2 separate regions of the Homo sapiens genome follow, and region 2 is linked to region 1. A link is a loop called in an ENCODE intact Hi-C map of the cell type or tissue named here. Cell type or tissue: gastrocnemius medialis. All regions are shown on one strand.

Region 1 (8,000 bases):
TTTCTAAGGAATAACCTGATTAAGTCAACAGGCTGGCAAACAATGTGCCTGGAGCACATCCCTCAGTTGGAGGCTCAGCTTTTCGATTCTGGATGGAGGTCACTCAGATCTTGGCTGGAACAGGACCAAAAAGGGGAGTCTCCGAGTGAGCTCTGCCCACGTCGGCAGATGGCACACCCCAGCCAGCCTGCACTCATGGGATGTGGCTGGTTGCATCTTTCCACTGGGGGCCACCCTGCATCTGGTTGTCAGCTGGGGGCTGTGTCACCTGTCATGTCTCACCCTTCTGAGGACTCAGGCAGCCCACCTTGAGTTTGGTGTTGTGGTTCGGTGACTCCAGGACTGAGAGGAGAACCAGGCTCCTCTCATGCTGCACTGGCCAGAGGGAGCGTGCAGGATGCCGGGGCAGGGATCGCTTAGAAGGCCGAGGATGGGCAAGGATGCACTCGCTCGCAGCAAGGGCAGCCTAGCAGGGCAGTGGGAAGCTCTCTCAGCTTGGCCCCTGGTAGTTACATCTCAGTTACATGGTTTTTGGCAACAATAACAAAATAAGTTGGAAAGACCACAGTAGGAACTTTGAATCCAGTGCAGTCTGAAAGCCATCCTATCCGTTGGGCTTGCATTTGGCTGCCGAGAACAGAATCCCTAACTTAAACACGGGGGGATTATCTTCTTGCAGGATGATAATTCCAGAGGCGGAAAGTCCGGGGCTGGTGTATCTGCTCAGGGGTGTTTCAGGATCCCAGGCTCTTTTTATCTTTCCATCTCTCCATCCTTAACAGGCAGACCTTCATCTTGACAGAGCTAGGTCAGGCCACAGGGGGTTTGGAATGAGAGTTGTGTCAGCCCCAGGCAGGTCATGCGGAGAGCACTAGATTTGCCATCAAGAGACCTGGGTTCCCACCCCACACTGGGTCATGTTAGGGCAAGTCGCTGCCATCTTCTGGACCTTTTCCCATCCCTCAAATGGGAGAGTTGAACTGTATTATCTCTACAGTCCCTTCCATCTTGTTCCCGTTACCTACTGCTGTGGTACAAATGATCCCAAAAGTTCATAGCTTAAAATGCTTATTTCAGCCAGGCACGGTGGCTCACACCTGTAATCCCACCACTTCGAGAGGCCGAGGCAAGTGGATTACCTGAGGTTGGGAATTTGAGACCAGCCTGACCCCATGGAAAAACCCCGTGTCTACTAAAAAATACAAAATTAGCCAGGCGTGGTGGCGCGTGCCTGTAATCCCAGCTACTTGGGAGGCTGAGGCAGGAGAATCTCATGAACCCAGGAGATGGAGGTTGCAATGAGCTGAGATCGCACCACTGTACTCCAGCCTGGGCGACAAGAGCAAAACTCTACCTCAAAAAAATTAATGCTTATTTCATTCATGAATCTTCTATTTCATTAGGGCTCAGCAAAGATAGCTGGTATCTGCTGACTCAGTGTCAGCTGGGAGGGAGGCTAGAACGAGGTTGGGGCTGGGATCCTCTGAAGGCTCGCTCACTCACCTGTCTGGCAGGTTACGCTGGATGGTGGCAGGGACCTCAGCCGGAGGGAGCTGTGGCTGCAACATCTACACCTGGTCTTTGGTCTGGCTGCTTGGCCTCCTCACAAATTAGCCACTGGGTTCTAAGTGTGAAGGAGCTGGGAGGAGGCTGCATCGCCTTTCCTAAGTGGCCCGGGAAGCCATGCAGTATCACTGTGTCACTTTCTCTTCATTAGAAGCAAGTGATTCTGTCTGGCTCATATTCAAAGGGGACAGAAGTTAGACTCTGCCTTTTTTTTTGAAACAGGTCTTTCTCTGTCACCCAGACTTGAGTGCAGTGGCATCAACTTGGATCACTGCAGTCTCCACTTTCCAGGGTCAAGTGATCCTCCCACCTCAGCCTCCTGGGTAGCTGGGACTACAGGCACGCACCACTGCACCCGGCTAATCTTTTTTATTTTTAGCAGAGACGGAGTCTTGCCATATTGCTCAGGCTGGCCTTGAACTCCTGAGCTCAAATGATCCTTCCACCTCAGCTTCCCAAAGTGCTGGGATTATAGGTTGAGCCACCACACCTGGCCCACACTCTGCCTTTTGATGGGAAGAATCTCAAAAGATGTGTGGACCTGCTTAAAACCGCTGTGCATCTGTAGGTTTCAAATTCAGTGTTCCTATTCCTTCACGCTGATTTTCACTATTCCAGAATTCAACAGAGGCTAGACTTCTCAGGGCAAGACCGTAGAAAAACTGTTATGGAACAGGCTTTATCAGATAGGCCTGACTGCTAGAGCGGGATCTTCCTTCGTCTTAAAAGTAAACAATACCTGGTTGATTTTGAGAGATGCTACCTTACAAAACAAGACTTTGAGAGTCATTATACAGCAGTGTTTGAAAGGTACACTATGATCACAGTTCATCCACACGCTTCTACTGGCCCTTTCTTGTGTGCCTGGCACCATGCTGGACACGAGGAGTTTAAATCAGGCCTGAGGTCTGGCCCCACTCACGGGAGATGTGTAGTTTCGCTGGGGAGACAGAGGCCTGGGAGCGCTTCTGCCTGTGAAGTCAGCGGTGCCTGCTTTCAGTCTATGCCCCTCGTGTCCACTCTGGGCTTGGCACAGAGGGACCGTCTGTCCCTCTATTGGTCAGTGACAGAAACTTAACTCTGAGTGGCATGACAAAATAAAGCAAAAAAATGAATTTTGTTTGTTTGATTTTGGTTTATGTAACTAGAAAGGCCACGGGTAGATTTCTCACTTCAGGCATCACTGGGTGCCAGGACTGAAGGGAGATTCCTCCCTGCACCTCAGTGTTACACAGTTGCACTTGGGGCCCCAAGAAACCAGGCGTCTGATGGTCACGCCACGTGCAGTTCCCTCCCACACTGACTCTGGGCTTCACGCCACGTGCAGTTCCCTCCCACACTGACTCTGGGCTTCACTGTGATTTGTCTGGGCCAACTGGACACTAGCAAGTGTGATACAAGTAGAGGCTGGAGGAGCCGCTTGCTCATTATGGTTGTCCTCTTGCAACACATCCTCACGGAATCCAGCCACCCAGACGTAAAGAAGCCCAGGGCTAGACTGTCGGCTGAAGAGACGCCACATGGAGAGAGTCCTTGGACGACAAGGCCATATCAGACATTCCAGACATCTTAGATAACTCCCTAAGGAGAACAGCCGCGAGGGACCTCAGCCGTAGCTCTGCGGAGCAGAACCGCCCAGCCCTGCGAGGCCATAGAATCCTGAGAAACAATACATTGATGCTTTAGGCCACTGAATTTTGGGTCATGTTGTTTTGAGGTGATAGGTAACTGATACACCGTCTCTAAGCAGTGGCAAGACAGCTGCCAAGAACTCTGGGATCAGAAATCCCAGTGGACACAAAACACCTCTTCCCTTCATTTCGGGAGAAGTGCAAGCATTGAGGGATGGACTCACTTGTTTTATTGAGATGGAGTTTCACTCTTGTTGCCCAGGCTGGAGTGCAATGGCGCGATCTCAGCGCGTCGGAACCTCCGCCTCCTGGGTTCAGGCAATTCTCCTGCCTCAACCTCCCGAGTATCTGGGATTACAGGCACGTGCCACTATGCCCTGCTAATTTTGTATTTTTAGTAGAGATGGGGTTTCTCCATGTTGGTCAGGCTGGTCTCAAACTCTGACCTTGTGACCCACCCGCCTCGGCCTCCCAAAGTGCTGGGATTACAGGCGTGAGCCACTGCGCCCGGCCTTGACTCACATTTAATGAGTGCAAGTCACTTGCTCATCTTGGAACTCATCACTGTGGCCAGGGAGTGAAGACCAGCCCAGAGATGTGTGCCCATCCCTGAAGCGAGTGGGGAGTGGGGTCAGTCCCACTGAAACCTGTGACCTGGGATGAGGGAAGGCAGGGAGAAAAATGAGGCTGTCATTAGCAGAAAAGGGGGCAGCGGAGACAGCAGAAACCACCACAGGTCTCCCCTGTAGGGAGTGTGTGAGATGGTGAAAGGGTGAATGAGTGATCGTGAGTGGGCTTAGGTGAGGAAGAGCTTTAATGAGGGCTAATATTTAAGCCAGGACTTGTCACAGGTGAGGGGCAAGGGTTTCCAGGAGGTGAGCAAGCTGAGGGGTAGAACAGGTGGCAGGAGGCCAGAGGCGGGGACTGGGGCAGTCCCAGTGCCCAGGGAGCAGGAACCGCATCTGAGGTGCACAGATGTCACAGCCAAAAGCCCCGGTATTTGCCAAAATGCCAAATGTGTTCTAGGCCTTCCCCTTGAATGTGAAATTCGGTTTTATTTTAAGAAAAGTGTCCAGGTGTTTCTGATTCATGTACACTTAAGTCATCCTTTTGTGTGTGTGAATGTGGGGAGCTATTTCATGCCAAGAAATCCTGGAAAGGTTTTATCTTGGCATTTTCCATTTCGGGCTGTATCTGAGGAACAAGACGCTGCATTTGCCTGGGGCCAAGCCCATCAGGCTTCCGCCAGGTTTCCAGTATCCAGGCTGCAGGGAGCCTGGCAGGGGCGTGGGCAGGGGCGTCTGAGTGGCAGCTTGTAGTGGAAGGCAGTGGGGTCCCCGGGAGCACACACAGCATGCACTCAGGGCTGACTGAGGTTGTGCCCCACTGGGGATGTGCAGTTGTCTCCAGGTCTTGGCAGAGGCCACCCCTCCCCTGGCCCCTCGTTGGTAACCGAGTCATGAGGACAGTTTGTACGTGGTGCTGTGCCCAGGCAAGCTTGGGACACACCATCCACCCGGGCCAGCCGCTTCCTGGAAATAGAACCTGAGCAGGAGACGTTCTCTTAGAAGGCTGCGGGGTGCCTGGAGGCCCCTTGGAGCTGGCAGAGCCCCAGGGAAGAGAGATGAGGGGGTCAACCGCTGATCTCAGGACAGACAGATGGAAAAGGCCAAGGCTCTTCACATAGAAAGTCAGGAGGCTGCAGGGACGGTGTGGAAACATCTAGACCCCGGCTCCTTCACCCCAGCACAGAAGGGAGAGCTCTCAGGGCGAGGGTGAGTGTCAGTCAGCTCAGACCAGCCCCAGGTCCAGCACTTTTGCTGCCAGCATGCCTGGTGCTGTCCCCCACTCTCCTCACCGAGGGCCCCCCGCCTTGCTGCCTCCCTGAGCCCTGCTTGTCCACACCCATCTGGGCTCCACTTCTGGGGTCCAACTTCCCCCTTTTTTGACTTGGATTTGACCCCCTTCAACACCAAGTGCCCTGCAAGATGTGGCTTGGCTTCCGGACTCAGCTTCCCCCTCCCCGTCCTGGCTGTAATTGGCCTGGGCCCTCTCCTGCCTACCACGGCACCCTGGGGTGCTAGGACAAAGGAGGCCGTCTTTTTGGAAGGCAGCGGTTTGAATGAGTAAGGATAGGAACAGTTTCATACGGCAGTTAATGGAATAAACAGGAGTGCAGGAGCGTGCGATGGACTCATTCTTTCACCCTTACAGCTGCCATTTATGGAGCCCCATGTCTGGATAGCAGAGGAGTGAGGCTGAGGGAACACTGGGGGCTGTAGTCTGAGTTTGAATCCACATTCGGGGCTCAGGTCCTTTGTGGCTTGCCTGAACCCCCTCTATCCTTGGCCCAGCAGTGGAAACACCCCATTGTAGACTCGCTAGCCCCTCTCTTCCCCCAAGAAGCTCCACGGCAGCATCAGACTCTTTTTATTGCAGATGACAGAAACATGACTCAAACTGGCTTCAGCCAGTTCAAAGAGAATTTACTGGGCTCTGGAGTTTACTGGTTTCAGGAGCCGCAGATGCCCTCCTGGTGGGCTTGCTCGCCTCTGGGTTCTGCAGTCCTGTGTGTTGGCCTCATTCTCAGGCAAACACTTCCCCACCAGGCCCATGTCCTTCTCGCTCAGCATGCCAGCAGAGTCCCATAGAGGACGTTCCCTGGTCCAGCCACAGCTACATGTCCCGTGAGCCTGTCACTGTAACTGAGAGGGTGTGGGGCTTTGCTTGGCCCCCCAGGTCAGGGGATAGAGTCAGCTCCCTGCAAACCCACATGGGCTGATCCAGGCAAAGGGGCAGTTCCCGGGGCAGCCAGAAGGGTACTACTGGAAGTATGGGAAGGATTTTGGAAAGGCAAAACCCACAGGAGTCGACCCCAGGGCCTACTCTCTCCCACATGCCTTTCCTGCTCATTCCCTGGCCCTCTGCCCTCTCTCCTTCAGGAAGCCCTCTTGGGTTACTGCAGCCCTTGTGCTTTCTTCCTTCCCAGCACTCCGAGGACACTCGCCTCCGCTGGGCCTGCCTGTGCAGTGCTGACTACCTCAAGCTGTTACCATCTTCAAGTTTGTATGAGTTTGCTTTCCCTCTAGAGGTATATGGAGGTCTTGAGGTCAGGCCTGTGTTCCTAAGGCAGCTGATGAGGTGTAAAGAGTTTTGGGCTCTTCTCCAGTGCTTCTGGCCTAGGCCGTGCTTTGCCTGTGGATACATTTTACCTGATCTTCATTTTTCATGTTAATGAAGTTTTTCCTATGAGCCTTGGACACATTATCTTTTTCCATTTTGCACTGAGTGTTTTAGATAAAGCCTTCGGGTCCTGGGGTCTGCGCGCTGTGTCGCCATTTCTTACCAGCCATGTGAGCTTAGCCTTCGGGTCCTGGGGTCTGCGCGCTGTGTCGCCATTTCTTACCAGCCATGTGAGCTTAGCCTTCGGGTCCCGGGGTCTGCGCGCTGTGTCGCCATTTCTTACCAGCCATGTGAGCTTAGCCTTCGGGTCCCGGGGTCTGCGCGCTGTGTCGCCATTTCTTACCAGCCATGTGAGCTTAGCCTTCGGGTCCCGGGGTCTGCGCGCTGTGTCGCCATTTCTTACCAGCCATGTGAGCTTAGCCTTCGGGTCCTGGGGTCTGCGCGCTGTGTCGCCATTTCTTACCAGCCATGTGAGCTTAGCCTTCGGGTCCCGGGGTCTGCGCGCTGTGTCGCCATTTCTTACCAGCCATGTGAGCTTAGCCTTCGGGTCCTGGGGTCTGCGCGCTGTGTCGCCATTTCTTACCAGCCATGTGAGCTTAGCCTTCGGGTCCTGGGGTCTGCGCGCTGTGTCGCCATTTCTTACCAGCCATGTGAGCTTAGCCTTCGGGTCCCGGGGTCTGCGCGCTGTGTCGCCATTTCTTACCAGCCATGTGAGCTTAGCCTTCGGGTCCTGGGGTCTGCGCGCTGTGTCGCCATTTCTTACCAGCCATGTGAGCTTAGCCTTCGGGTCCTGGGGTCTGCGCGCTGTGTCGCCATTTCTTACCAGCCATGTGAGCTTAGCCGAGTTATTTAACCTCTTGTTGCCCTAGTTTCTTTCTTCATCTTAAAATGAAAACACGTAGCATAAAGAGTTACGCAGTTTAGGTGGGTGGTGCGTGTGTAAATGGAGTCCCGCAGAGTGCTGGGCTCCCAGACAGCTGTTGAATGAATGAATGACTGCATTGCTGCGTGAGTGAGTGAGCGAGTGTGTGAGTGAGTGAGTGATCTGTGGGTCTGTTGTGGAGCCACATGGCCTGTTAGGGCTCTAGACAGGGGCCCTTATGAAAAAAGAAGGCCCTGCTTCAGGGGCATAGGAGGCGTCAGGCAGGCAGCAGGGCAAGAGCCAGCCCTGCCTCGGGTCAGCGTGGCCTGGAAGTTGGCCAGGTCTGCAGGAGAATGGGCAGGTGTGGCCAGGTGGTCCATGGGGGAGGAGGCTGGTACAGGCCAGAGCTGGTCAGGTCAATGCCCGACCATTTCCAGGACCTTTGCCTGTGCTGAGCATGGGTTATTTTTTTCTGGATACATCCATCCCCCATCCTTTCTGTGACAGTTCCCTGATTTCCCTTTGGGTAAAGCCCCTACCCCATTCCCAAGCTATGTATCTTGGGATGGGCTGACCCCACCACCAGGCTCTGCTGATACCCATGTGACCCAGTTATTCTCATAAGAGACAGATTCTAGGATTTTCCTGGAACTTCTGAACTAGAGAGGGTCTCTTTCCACTGGGGAGAGCGGGCAGGATGTGGTCTGGAGCTGCGGGGGGCCACAGTGTGAAGAGGGCTCCCCTGGGAATGAAGCCAA
Region 2 (8,000 bases), 130 kb after region 1:
ATTTAAAAGTTCTGGAGATAGCCGGGCACGGTGGCTCATGCCTGTAATCCCAGCACTTTGGGAGGCCGAGGCCAGTGGATCACCTGATGTCAGGAGTTCGAGACCAACCTGGCTAATATGGTGAAACCCTGTCTCTACTAAAAATACAAAAATTAGCCGGGCGTAGTGGCAGGTGCCTGTAATCCCAGGTACTTGGAAGGCTGAGGCAGGAGAATCACTTGAACACATGAGGTAGAGGTTGGAGTGAGCTGAGATTGTGCTCCAGCCTGGGCGATAGAGCAAGACTCCATCTCAAAAAAAAAAAAAGTTCTGGAGATGGATGGTGGTGATGGTTGCACACCGTTGTGAATGTACTTAATGTCATTGAATTGTACACTTAAAAATGGTTAAAATGGTAACTTTTATGTTATGTCTATCTTACCACAATTTTTAGAAAACTATAGAAACAGAGAACAGATCCTCCTACAGAGGACGAGGGAGTTTGGGGCTGACGGAGCTGTTCTGTGTCTCGATTGTCAAAACACAAAGAACGGTGCACCAAAAAGAATGCATTTTATTCCATGTAGACTTTTTTTTTTTTTTTTTTTTTTGAGACGGAGTCTCGCTCTGTCGCCCAGGCTGGAGTGCAGTGGCGCGATCTCGGCTCACTGCAAGCTCCGCCTCCCAGGTTCACGCCATTCTCCTGCCTCAGCCTCCCCAGTAGCTGTGGCTACAGGCGCCCGCCACCACGCCCGGCTAATTTTTTTGTATTTTTAGTAGGGACAGGGTTTCACCGTGTTAGCCAGGATGGTCTCGATCTCCTGACCTCATGATCCACCCGCCTCAGCCTCCCAAAGTGCTGGGATTACAGGTGTGAGCCACAGCGCCCAGCCTATTCCATGTAGATTTAAAAATAAAAATTTAAAAGATAGAGGTGTTCCAATTGGGCTCCGACTGTTCTTGCTGGTTCATTCATTTAACCAACAAATATCGATCAACTCCACTGTGCCCCAGCACAGTGCCAGGAACCCTGTCCCCAGGCCCCTAGGCATGGACGCGGGTGGATCCGGAGACAGATGAGCCGAAGGGAATGAGAACCATGCGGCCGTCGTTATTCTAACTGAGAGAACAATCATGTCAGTACATTTTTCCCTGGAGACCAAGTCTGAAGCCTGGCCGCTCTGGATACTTCAGTATCTCCTCGAGTGAGGTTTTAGTTAGAGATGTTTACTCCCCTCCCTCCTTTGGTCAGCCTCCTTTTGATGCTCTGTTTTTAAAAACCATCTTTGGTTTTGGCTTGCTTGTTTGTTTTGCTACCCTCCCCACAACCCTTGAGTAGGATTGTTTTAAAACTGGGTAAACAGCCCATGTTTGCAGAGCTTTTGGTGAGTCTCCTGTGCTTTCCCCCGTGCAGGGGCGTGGGCCTTGTGTTGACAGCCTGCCGTCAGCTGCTCCCTTCCATGTTCCCAGCAATCGGCTCAACAAGGTGGCCCAGTCACAAACAAGAGAGACTGGCTTCAACAAAAAGGAGAAGGTGCTGGCTCCCAAAATGTAAAAGTGTTGGACTGGGCTAGCTTCAGCCATGGCTGGATCCAGCAGCTAGTGAGTGCTGGCAGGATCCTCCGTCTCTGTCTATCTTTACTTTTCCTCCCTCTCCCTCCCAGGGGCCCTCCCTTTGACTCCTGACTCTCTCTCTTCTCTGTGCTGGCTGCTCACAGCTGCAGCTCCCCAGCACGTGAGGGAGGGAGGGGCAGCAGAAGGCAGGTCCTGGGGCTGCTGACCTCCTGCTCAGAAACACCACACTCCATGTCAGTGATTTTCCTTTGTGAGGAGCCATCTGATCAGGATGTATTTCGATGCCAGCATCCGTGTGCATGACCTTGGACCAGGTGCCCCTTCCAGCCCCAGCAACTGAAGCCCACAAGCCCAGGGCCCTCTGCCCGTGCACAGGGACCCTGCAAGGGCACTGCTGTACGCTGGAGCTGAGCAGTCATCCCGGAGTGACGCAGAATGCAGTCTCTCCACCCGTGTGTTTACCAGCGCCTGGTGGGGCAGCTCGTCAGTGCCAGGCTGTCTGGGTGCTGGGATGCAAAGAAGAAAACGCTAAGACCTGCCCTGAGCACTCACAGCCTAACGAGAGACATGTTGTTAGCACAAGACGTGCCTAGGGGATCCCTTTCCTATGAGAACAACGGGTCCCTGAAAGAGGCCTTTTAATTTCATAATAAATAGTGAACAAAGGTTTCCTTGGGACTAAATCTTGAAAATAGAAACCGAAAATTGTAAAAATGAATTAATTTTACATTTAACAATATTTAAGCTATAACTCTGGGAGAAGTATTTTTGGTGGGGGAACAGAGTCTCATTCCGTCTCCCAGGCTGGAGTGCAGTGGCTCAATCTCAGCTCACTGCAGCCTCCACCTCCCAGGTTCAAGCAATCCTCCCACCTTAGCCTCCCAAGTAGCTGGGACTATAGGCACGTGCCACCACGCCCAGCTAATTTTTGTATTTTTAGTAGAGATGGGTTTTTGCCATGTTGCCCAGGCTGGTCTTGAACTCCTGACCCAATGTGATCCGCCTGCGTCGGCCTCTCAAAGTGCTGGGATTACAGGCGTGAGCCACCATGCCCAGCTGAGAATTTTTTTAAATAAAAAAAAGAATAATTTTTTCTCTTTGGAGTTATTTTACAAATAAACGTGTGAAAGCACATGAAGACTGTTCACATCTGAACGCCACAGCATGTTGATAAAGGGAGTTATTCGTGCACAAATATTCAAAGGCTCTGTCACTTTTCCTATATGGCTTTCCTGATCTTTTTTACCCAAGTTGCTCTCTTTTGACATGGCCAACATGCCCTTATTATCCTCTTTGGTTAACTGGGTTCACTCTGCCAAGACCCAGCCCCATTTGTTGATGTCTCGGCATCAGACCCAGGCAGTGTTACAGCATCACTCACATCAACTTCATGAAATTCTGCAACTTTTTTTTTTTTGACATGAAGTCTCACTCTGTCACCAGGCTGGAGTGCAGTGGTGTGATCTCTGCTCACTGCAGCCTCTGCCTCCAAGGTTCAGGCTGTTCTCCTGCCTCAGCCTCCTGAGTAGCTGGAACTACAGGCACGTGTCACCACACCCAGCTAAGTTTTGTATTTTTAGTAGAGACGGGGTTTCACCATGTTGGCCAGGATGGTCTCAATCTCTTGACCTCGTGATCTGCTCTCCTCAGCCTCCCAAAGTGCTGGGATTACAGGCATGAGCCACTGCACCCAGCCGAAATTCTGCAACTTTTTACAACATCTGTGGCTTCACTTGCAGTGGATTCGCATCACATTATTACAGGCACAGATAACCTCCTCAAACAGCAGGTGCATTTATGGCATGTAACGGTTATCCAGGCGCTGTCTAACCAAGACAGCGGCATGAGTGGGGGCGGATGCCCGTGAACAGGCAGGTGTGTCTGGGGGCACTGATGTTAGAAGGGGCAGTATAGTTGTGAGTTCTGTGTCCTGATGACTTTGGCTTCTTCGTTAAGCCTCAGTTACTGAATCCTCGCTGTACTTTTAAGTTTTCTCCCCCGAAACATATGTCTGATCCGTTGCAGCTGTGGGTCCTTAAATCCTTGCCCCGCCTCACTCCTGCGAGAGGCCTGCCGGAGCGCCCCCTCCTTGCGTCTTGCTAACGCAGCATCCCTGCCGTTTTCTTTTGCTTTGTCTCCCCCTCAGCTCTGCCCCCGGTGTATCCGAAGTGCTGAGTGGATGTTGGTGGCGGCAGGAAGGAGTGAATTAATGACCAGGCCAGCCTGACTCCAAGGTGGTACTGAGTAGGTCCTGCCAGCCCAGCCATGCTGCCACTGAGGCCCAGCACAGCCCTTCCTGGAGGCTGGGTGCACAGCCAGGCTTGGAGCAAGCCGAGTCCCAGAAAGCCTCTGCGAGTCCTTCCTGACACGCAGAGGGGACTGCTGATGGTCTGACTCCCATCTGCTACACATGGGGACAGGTGGCCCCTCAGTGCCAGATCTTTGACGTTTGTTCACTGGACACCAGGGAAGCCCCAGATGCTCAGCTGTTCTGCTCTTTGAAGTCCACGCCAAACAGTCCTGGGCAGGAGCCCAGAGCGCCTGCCCGCCGGGGAGAGACTCTCGGAGGACAGCCGGGGCCGGAACCAAGCCTGGACGTTTGGAGCTGAGAGCCGAATGCCCAGAGCGCCTGCCCGCCGGGGAGAGACTCTCGGAGGACAGCCGGGGCCGGAACCAAGCCTGGACGTTTGGAGCTGAGAGCCGAATGCCCAGAGCGCCTGCCCGCCGGGGAGAGACTCTCGGAGGACGGCCGGGGCCGGAACCAAGCCTGGACGTTTGGAGCTGAGAGCCGAATGCCCAGAGCGCCTGCCCGCCGGGGAGAGACTCTCGGAGGACGGCCGGGGCCGGAACCAAGCCTGGACGTTTGGAGCTGAGAGCCGAATGCCCAGAGCGCCTGCCCGCCGGGGAGAGACTCTCGGAGGACGGCCGGGGCCGGAACCAAGCCTGGACGTTTGGAGCTGAGAGCCGAATGCCCAGAGCGCCTGCCCGCCGGGGAGAGACTCTCGGAGGACGGCCGGGGCCGGAACCAAGCCTGGACGTTTGGAGCTGAGAGCCGAATGCCCAGAGCGCCTGCCCGCCGGGGAGAGACTCTCGGAGGACAGCCGGGGCCGGAACCAAGCCTGGACGTTTGGAGCTGAGAGCCGAATGCCCAGAGCGCCTGCCCGCCGGGGAGAGACTCTCGGAGGACAGCCGGGGCCGGAACCAAGCCTGGACGTTTGGAGCTGAGAGCCGAATGCCCAGAGCGCCTGCCCGCCGGGGAGAGACTCTCGGAGGACAGCCGGGGCCGGAACCAAGCCTGGACGTTTGGAGCTGAGAGCCGAATGCCCAGAGCGCCTGCCCGCCGGGGAGAGACTCTCGGAGGACAGCCGGGGCCGGAACCAAGCCTGGACGTTTGGAGCTGAGAGCCGAATGCCCAGAGCGCCTGCCCGCCAGGGAGAGACTCTCGGAGGACAGCCGGGGCCGGAACCAAGCCTGGACGTTTGGAGCTGAGAGCCGAATGCCCAGAGCGCCTGCCCGCCGGGGAGAGACTCTCGGAGGACAGCCGGGGCCGGAACCAAGCCTGGACGTTTGGAGCTGAGAGCCGAATGCCCAGAGCGCCTGCCCGCCGGGGAGAGACTCTCGGAGGACAGCCGGGGCCGGAACCAAGCCTGGACGTTTGGAGCTGAGAGCCGAATGCCCAGAGCGCCTGCCCGCCGGGGAGAGACTCTCGGAGGACAGCCGGGGCCGGAACCAAGCCTGGACGTTTGGAGCTGAGAGCCGAATGCCCAGAGCGCCTGCCCGCCGGGGAGAGACTCTCGGAGGACAGCCGGGGCCGGAACCAAGCCTGGACGTTTGGAGCTGAGAGCCGAATGCCCAGAGCGCCTGCCCGCCGGGGAGAGACTCTCGGAGGACAGCCGGGGCCGGAACCAAGCCTGGACGTTTGGAGCTGAGAGCCGAATGCCCAGAGCGCCTGCCCGCCGGGGAGAGACTCTCGGAGGACAGCCGGGGCCGGAACCAAGCCTGGACGTTTGGAGCTGAGAGCCGAATGCCCAGAGCGCCTGCCCGCCGGGGAGAGACTCTCGGAGGACAGCCGGGGCCGGAACCAAGCCTGGACGTTTGGAGCTGAGAGCCGAATGCCCAGAGCGCCTGCCCGCCGGGGAGAGACTCTCGGAGGACGGCCGGGGCCGGAACCAAGCCTGGACGTTTGGAGCTGAGAGCCGAATGCCCAGAGCGCCTGCCCGCCGGGGAGAGACTCTCGGAGGACGGCCGGGGCCGGAACCAAGCCTGGACGTTTGGAGCTGAGAGCCGAATGCCCAGAGCGCCTGCCCGCCGGGGAGAGACTCTCGGAGGACGGCCGGGGCCGGAACCAAGCCTGGACGTTTGGAGCTGAGAGCCGAATGCCCAGAGCGCCTGCCCGCCGGGGAGAGACTCTCGGAGGACGGCCGGGGCCGGAACCAAGCCTGGACGTTTGGAGCTGAGAGCCGAATGCCCAGAGCGCCTGCCCGCCGGGGAGAGACTCTCGGAGGACAGCCGGGGCCGGAACCAAGCCTGGACGTTTGGAGCTGAGAGCCGAATGCTGCTTAGCATGACTAATTAGCTCAACTAATTCCCCTCAGCCCTTGCCCGAGACCCAGGGCCTTGTAATTCTAGCCCTGCTATGTCCCACTTGTGACCCTGGGGAGGCATACCATCTCTCTGGGCCTCAGTTTCCCCATGTGTAGCAGATGGGAGTCAGACCATCAGCAGTCCCCTCTGCGTGTCAGGGTGGACTCAGGAACCAGGAGGCTGAACTTGCAGCCAAATGCTAGCTAAGGATGATTTTCAGTTTACCCAAAGATGTGAACCTTCAGGCCACACAGTTTAGCTGTGAACACCATGTTGAGGCCGGAACATCGTGGCTTTTGAAATGAGTTAATTTCTTGGAGCAGGAAAAGTACCCCGTGCTGTCAATACAGTTGTCTTCCTTGGAGATCTTCAGGGAGTGAGCTGAGAGAGGGCTGGTGGGGCTGCCTCTGCATTCCTGGGGTGGGGCTGCAGGCCCTATGCAGCCTAGCAGGTGTTCTCCAGCTGGGAGTGGCTCCGAGTTGAGGGCTCAGGGTTGACTCACCCAGTGTGTGGCAGGCACTGTTCTGTGCCAGCCTCTGGGCTGACTGAGCATCAGGGCATGGGTTAAACCTGTACCGGACCTGCCCTCAGGAGGCTCCAGGCCTGCAGGGCAGGACAGGTGCAGATAGTGACTGTATGCTCTGCCTGTGCTGGAGCCCTGGGCCTCCTCCTTGCCTGTCCTGCCTCTGCTTCCTCCCTGAAGCTTCCCTTCCTCCTGCCCTCCCAGGTCTTTCGCTCCAGGTTTGATAGTCTGTGGCCACACTGAGCACCTGCTTCCTTGGGACCAAGGGGTTATGTCCCATCCTTCTGTCAGGGCACCTGGTGGGCAGGGTTGGGGTGGGTCCTCCCCACTCCTTGGCACCCTTGGAAAATCAGTTGAAAAGAGGGAAGAAGCCAGGCTTGGTAGCTCACACCTATAATCCCAGCACTTTGGGAGGCCAAAGCAGGTGGATTACTTGAGGTTAGGAGTTTGAAACCAGCCTGGACAACATGGTGAAACCCCATCTGTACAAAAATTAGCCAGGCGTGGTGGTGCACACCTGTAGTCCCAGTTACTTGGGAGGCTGAGGCAGAAAAATCGCTTGAGCCCGGGAGGTGGAGGTTGCAGTGAGCAGAGATTGCGCCTGGGTGACACAGCAAGACCCTGTCTGGAAAAAAAAAAAAAAGGAAAAGAGGGAAGAGAGTCTTGATTGATGATTTTTATCAATTTCCTTCCACATGCATTGGGAGCTGGTCTCACATGATCTGAATGGTGCCAGGGAAATTTTTTTATTGTAGTAAAACATACATAACATAAAATGTACCATCTTAACCATTTTTAAGTGTACAGTTCAGTGGCATTAAGTATATTCACGTTGTTGTGCAACCATCATCAGAACTGTTTACATCTTGCAGAACGAAAACTCTGCACCCATTAAGCCATAACTCCCCATTCCTCCTCCCCACAGCCCTGGCACCCACCATTTACTTCCCATCTTTATGACTTGGAGTACCCTGGCTTGGCTCATCCAGCATTTGTCCTTCCGTGACTTCTTCTTTGTGGCTTCTTTCATTTAGCGTAACATCCTCAAGGTCCATCCGTGCTGTCGCATGTGTCAGAATTTCCTTCCTTTTTAAGGCTGAAAACTATTCCATTTAAGGCTAATGCTCCCTGCCAGGGCCATCTCTCGAGCCAGATGTTTTATATGCATGCAACAAATCGTTTACTTCGGCAACAATGCACGGTTGGGAGTTCGAAGGCCTGAGCTTGAGCTGCTTTTCTGCCAGGCACCCGCTGTGGGTCCTTGGGCTCTTGTCCTGCCTGAGTCTCTCTGCAAAATGCAGATGGCTGAGCAGGTGGTTTTGAGCACCCAGTGAGGGAG

Evidence for each region. A loop is a pair of places that touch in the nucleus more often than their neighbours do. Peaks named below come from ENCODE experiments on the same cell type or tissue, not always from the same donor. Only the 100,000 strongest peaks of a DNase experiment are listed, where the experiment ranks them.
Region 2: a loop joins it to region 1, with 1.9 times the contacts of the local background. A loop is called at or near these places in 1 of 110 quality-filtered maps.

What each region holds. Positions count from the first base shown.
Region 1 is chr5:178,524,242-178,532,241 of GRCh38, reverse strand. All of the region lies in intron 2 of COL23A1 (collagen type XXIII alpha 1 chain), which reads left to right. Among named protein-coding and RNA genes, the nearest start is that of COL23A1, 62 kb to the left of the region's middle. RefSeq lists enhancers at 5,115-5,863, 6,240-7,439. In gastrocnemius medialis, no CTCF peak of the experiment used is centred here; a DNase peak (open chromatin) is centred at 4,691; H3K27ac peaks cover 3,306 bases.
Region 2 is chr5:178,392,957-178,400,956 of GRCh38, reverse strand. All of the region lies in intron 2 of COL23A1 (collagen type XXIII alpha 1 chain), which reads left to right. Among named protein-coding and RNA genes, the nearest start is that of PHYKPL, 160 kb to the right of the region's middle. In gastrocnemius medialis, no CTCF peak of the experiment used is centred here; DNase peaks (open chromatin) are centred at 4,006 and 6,646; H3K27ac peaks cover 1,259 bases; H3K27me3 peaks cover 371 bases.